Regions from separate parts of the Homo sapiens genome. Here region 1 is linked to region 2. A link is an interaction called in ENCODE POLR2A ChIA-PET data of the cell type or tissue named here. Cell type or tissue: PC-9. All regions are shown on one strand. Links, peaks and the distances in the headings refer to the core of each region. The heading gives the core; the rest is flanking DNA.

Evidence for each region. Peaks named below come from ENCODE experiments on the same cell type or tissue, not always from the same donor. Only the 100,000 strongest peaks of a DNase experiment are listed, where the experiment ranks them.
Region 1: POLR2A ChIA-PET joins it to region 2 with 7 read pairs; 3 of 35 experiments call an interaction of 5 or more read pairs at or near these places.

The regions. Positions count from the first base shown.
Region 1 is chr11:77,026,268-77,029,185 of GRCh38, reverse strand. It overlaps ACER3 (alkaline ceramidase 3), which reads right to left. Exons shown (of 11, transcript NM_018367.7): 11 at 2,389-2,918. The region is part of intron 1 of ACER3-AS1 (ACER antisense RNA 1); the gene reads left to right. Among named protein-coding and RNA genes, the nearest start is that of B3GNT6, 6.7 kb to the left of the region's middle. In PC-9, for the core only: no CTCF peak of the experiment used is centred there; a DNase peak (open chromatin) is centred at 1,745.
Region 2 is chr11:77,459,720-77,462,637 of GRCh38, reverse strand. The region is part of intron 1 of PAK1 (p21 (RAC1) activated kinase 1); the gene reads left to right. Among named protein-coding and RNA genes, the nearest start is that of PAK1, 13 kb to the left of the region's middle. In PC-9, for the core only: no CTCF peak of the experiment used is centred there; no DNase peak of the experiment used is centred there.

The sequences.
Region 1 (2,918 bases), core at 256-2,755, 430 kb after region 2:
TTTTTTTTTTTTTGAGATGGAGTCTTGCTCTGTTGCCCAAGCTGGAGTACAGTGGCATGATAGCTCACTGCAACCTCCACCTCTGGGGTTCAAGCGATTCTCCTTCCTCAGCCTCCCGAGTAGCTGGGATTATAGGCGCGTGCCACCATGCCTGGCTAATTTTTGTATTTTTTTTTTAGTAGAGACGGGGTTTCGCCATGTTGGTCAGGCTGGTCTCGAACTCCTGACCTCGTGATCCACCCACCTTGGCCTCTCAAAGTGCCGGGATTGCAGGCGTGAGCCACCGTGCCCGGACCCATCATTCTTAAATTTACATCTTCAGCCCAGATCTCTCAGCTGAGCTCCAGATCGACATTTATTATCTTTAAGCTCTCTGCCAGGATGTCTCACACAGTCTACAAACTCTGCAAATCCCAAGTGTACTCTATAATACCCTAAACCTTCTTCCCATGTACCTCTGATATATTGGAGTTCGTATCTCCACTGCCACTATCCACCATTCTTCCTCTATCTAGTATCCCTACATCCATACTGGCTCCCTTTAATCCATCCTCCATCTTTTCCAGAGCTTTCCAAATTCAAATTCTTTTTTTTTCTTTCAAAGGTGATGTTTCTATTGTCCAGGCTGGAGTGCAGTTGATTTAAGCTCACTGCAGCCTGGAACTCCTGGATTCAAGCGATCCTCCCACCTCAGCCTCCTGAGTAGCTGGAACTACAGGTGAGTGCCACCACACCTGGCTACTTAAATTTTTTTTGTAGAGATGGGGTCTCGTTGTGTTGCCCAGGCTGGTCTTGAACTCCTGGCCTCAAGCAGTCCTCCCACCTTGGTCTTCCAAAGTGTTGGGATTACAGGCATGAGCCACCGCACCAGGACAACCAAATTCAAATTTGTAAGATGGCTTTCAAAGCCCTATGTGATGTCATTCCAGTCCATCTCTCCAGAAACTCACCTCTGGCTCCCTGTGCTGTAAAGGGCCTTTCCCCTACTTTCCTTAATACCTCTCGTTCTTCAGTTCTTGGTGTAGATATTCATCTTCAGGGATGTCTTCCCTACTCCAGCTCCCTCGTATTCCCTCCGAGAACTCTCTATACCCTTCCTCATGACACTCATCCCAAATGTAATTGGCAAAATTACTTTTGAGACACTAAGTGCCATGAGGGCAGGTATCTGTCTTATTTTTCATTGTACTCCTAGCACCTAAAACAGACCTTCCAGTTTATTGAATGGATGGCACATAGTAGGGCTCAATAAATGGATCCCCCCATTTTCTGCTTTCTCATTTCCTTTGAGAATCAAGCCTTACTTTGGGACTAGGCCACCCTGTCAAGTGAGACAGGTCGTGTTTTCTCTGTCACCTAAGAAGACCCACTTGAGTTAGACTGCATTCCAGTCCAGGGCGAAAGAAAGAAAAAAAGAGCTGAAAAGGCCACCCCAGAACTGCACTAGAGAGAAGCCCAGAGTAAGTTCATAAAATTTGCTAAATCAAATGACAGATGCCTTTCTTAGGCGGGTGTGTACTGTTCAGGGTGAAATAAAGCCATCCAAACTCCTTTTCAGCCATTCCCTTCACAAAGCACAGCCCAAATGGCTTTGCACACTCATGTCTGTGTTTTGTCAGGTAAAGATTCCTGTTTCGCCTCTTGCTAGCATCCATCTGTTCATCCAGGCAAGGCTGCCCCACCCTGACACACAAAGGAGGGACTAGCTGAAGAATCAACCATATGGTCAGCAATGACTAAAACCACCCATTCCAGCAGGCTTGGCTAAGAAAGCTAATATTTGAAAAGCTGTGGTTTGAGGAACTAGGTGAGTTATGGGAAATTCTAATTTGTTTTATATCTTGTAGATGGTACTTCAGTTAAAAGTTATAAACCACAGACACACATGGCTTATGCAGGACCATTTTTTCTGTTCCTGATCTGTCCCTCTTCATTGTGTGAAGCTGGATGGTTCGTGTTTACTTCACAGCTCCTAAAGTTGAAGATACTGAGTATTTAAAGATATAAATGTTTAATTAAAAAATTATTAGCTTTTAACCTTGTAACATACTCAGGTTTGGAGTAGAAAGGTACTGCAGTACAGTGTTAGGAGCCCAGTGACAAAGAATTCCCAGGATAATGACTGGATGTCATTTCCATGAAGAGGCTTGCTGCTGGCCTATACTGCCAGCTTAAGCAAACTGGGAAAAGATGTGTCCTCTGAGATGTAACCCTATCTTTGGCAGGCTGAGCACAGGCTAGATTTCAGCCTCTCATTCACCCTCCTTCCTCTCTCAACTGGGTGCCTTTGTGTAGTACGTAAACTCTATAATTACACACGGTAGCCCTGCCTTTATATGAATGTATAGATTTTAAAAATATAAATCAGGGATGAAACACTACCAGTAGTCTTATTCAAAACAATATTATTTAATTTAATATTTTCACCTATGAGAGGTAATGAATGCAGAAATATAGTCTCCATTATAGCAGACAGGAAAAAATACATTATCCTACTATTTTCTAGAAAAATGATTGTGGCATTAGCAAATCAAATGGAAAAAGTGAATAAGCAGACTGAGATTACCTGAAAATAGTTAGTTGCTAGTAAGATTCAGTACAATGTATGTTTATTAAATAATCGCTACTAGAACAAACATCTGCGACAACTATGAAGTTAGGAAATGCTGTATTAGCTTGAACAGTTTATCTGTTGGTCACATTAATAAGTGACTCAGAAATATTACAAGTATGGAAAGGCATGATAGTGAACAATGCCACATGAGTCCATTAAGCAAAAATAGATAATGGCCCCTATATCTTAGAACAGACTCACTTATTCATTGGTATGAATAATTTAGCTCTAAAAAGAAAAATCCAAAAGAAGCGAAGACTAACTGTGGAAAGGACTTTGAACTTTTCCTTTTAGAAAGTTAAAA
Region 2 (2,918 bases), core at 280-2,779:
CTGGTCTCAGACACCTGACCTCAAGTGATCTGCCAGCCTTGGGCTCCCAAAGTGCTGGGATTACATGTGTGAGACACTGTGCCTGGCCCACATGACTTCTTTACTAAGAACTGTTATTTGATTTTCTTAAGTTCAAAGAACATAAAAAAAAAAATCCTTTCAATGTCTGGTATTAGGAGAAGAGAGGAGAGAAGAAACCTTACTGTGCTAAATGTGTAGCTGCCCAGTGCAAATGCCTCTGACCTGAGTAAAAGTTGAAAGTATGTCCTGATGCTATCTAAGGATGCGGAACATTTTTTTTTTTTTTGAGACGGAGTCTCACTCTGTTGCCCAGGCTGGAGTGCAGTGGAGCAATCTCGGCTCACTGCAAGCTCCGCCTCCCGGGTTCACGCCATTCTCCTGCCTCAGCCTCCCCAGTAGCTGGGACTACAGGTGCCCGCCACCACGCCTGGCTAATTTTTTTTTTTGTATTTTTAGTAGAGAAGGGGTTTCACCGTGTTAGCCAGGATGGTCTCGATCTCCTGACCTTGTGATCCACCCGCTTCGGCCTCCCAAAGTGCTGGGATTACAGGCGTGAGCCACAGCGCCCGGCGAAAAGATGTGGAAAATTCTTAAAGCTGATCAGCAGCTACTTTGCTACTCTGGATCTTTCTTCATTTCCTTTAAGCTGAGGAATTGCATGTTACTGAAAAATGGCATTGGACTGAGACCCTTGAAGGCCTATTTGTCTTCTAGTGGGTCAGCTCTTTTTAGTATTATCGAAGGCAATGTTTCAAAATTCGCAGTTTTCTTTTGGATTAGTATGGGTTTCTTTAAAGTGCCACACTATTCTAATAAAGCTTAACATGAATAATGTGACTTTGTTCCATTAAAAATAACAGGGCTTTGTTTCACAAACTTTTGAATCAATTTAAAATTTAGTTATGATGCCATCCTGACAACCCTTTTCTGTTTCCTTTTTTGGTGTATGTAAACATACATAAACATACATGTAGTTGTAATCATAATGTAGACCTAAGTTTGTTGTTTGCCCTTTTTTCTTGACTTATACACATTCCCGCATGTTACTCTTTAGTCTTCATTGTAAAATTTAAGATGATGTTCCATAATTTACCCGAAACTATTGTGTCAGTCAATGTTCTACTGGAGAAACAGAACCAGTAGAATAATTCTTTCTTAGAGAAACTTCAGTTTTGCTCTTAAAGCCTTTCAACTGATTAGATGAAGTCCATCCAGATTATGGAGGATAATATTCTTTACTTAACGTCAGCTGATTGTAGATGTTAACCACATCTGCAAAATACCTTCCCAGCAACATCTACATTAATGTTTAATTGAATAACTGGGGACTATAGCCTAGCCAAGTTGACACATAAAACTATCAGGTGTAGGTTTTTAGGTTTTTCTTTTCCTATTATAAATTATACTGTAATTTTACCCAATAGCACTGCATATAGCTTTCTCCTTTCAAAGATTACTTCTTTAGAATAAATTTCTATAGGTGGGATTACTGGATCAAAGGGTAGAAGACCTAATGGGCTCTTGACAGGATTTGACATTTGCAAACTGAAAAAACCACTACAGCCTTTCTTTTGATGATTTCTTCAGGAATTGGCCTATTCAACTGACTCATTTACCTTTTCCACAAGCCTAGTTTTCTGCCTGTGTTTTCTATCTCTGGAAATAATTGCATGCTTTTCCTCAGAATTGTCTTCAGTTTTACTCTTATTCTCCTTCTGCCACTTTTTTTCTGCCCTTTACCTCTCTGCCCCCACCCTCCAGACTTTGCCTCATATATCACAGATGAAATAGAAGCTTCATATTCCTACTTAGAATTTACTTGGATTTGTACCCATTCCTTCCTTTGCCCCTTCTTTTACAATGAAAGAAGTCATTCTGTTCTCTTGCCTCATCTCTTCTTCGCTTGCTCCTCCACATGTTTTTAGATTGTTTCCCATGGTCCCATTTTAGAAATCTCGCTTTATGGCATCTTTAAATTTTGCCTTCTACTGAGTTACCCTAAGCATCATTCAAACATTCTACTTAAAGGAAAATAATTTTCCTTTTCTTCACCAAAAAAAAAAAGTGCTCCTGGGATCCCATGTCAGCTTCTAGATAAACCCTATCTCTGCTTTCCTTCAAAGCTAGTCTTTTTAAAATAGCTATTTACAACTTCTACTTCGAGTACCTTACCTCCTATTTATTCTGCAGCCTACTCCCCTCCTGTCTCCACAACCTCATCATAACTGCTCTTGCTAAGGCCATTAATGATGTTCATGGTGCCAAACTTAACTTTAAAAAAAAAAAAAAAAAAGCAAACAAAAAACCTTATAGCCACAGATGTACCCAATAATCCTGTACCTCAATGGCTGGCTGGCTGGCTGACTCCCTCCCTCCCTTCCTCCCTTCCTTCTTTTTTTTCTTTCCTTCTTTCTTTTTCTCTCTCCCTTTTTCCTTTTCATCCCTTTTTTTTTTTTTCTATTCTACAGAGTTTGAGAAAGTCTGTCTCTCCTCAGGGCCTTCACACCTGTTCTTTACCCCTGGTTTGCTGTTCGCAATTCTGGCTTCTCCTTCTCATTCAGTAAACAAATACTCATTGTCTACTGTAAACCAGGACCTTTCTAATCTAAAGAAGAGCCCCACGCCGGGCGCGGTGGCTCACGCCTGTAATCCCAGCACTTTGGGAGGCCTAGGCAGGCGGATCACGAGGTCAGGAGATCGAGACCATCCTGGCTAACACGGTGAAACCCCGTCTCTACTAAAAACACAAAAAATTAGCCAGGCGCGGTGGCGGGCGCCTGTAGTCCCAGCTGCTCGCGGGGGTGGCTCAGGCAGGAGAATGGCGTGAACCCGGGAGGCGGAGCTTGCAGTGAGCTGAGATCGCGCCACTGCAGTCCGGCCTGGGTGAAAGAGCGAGA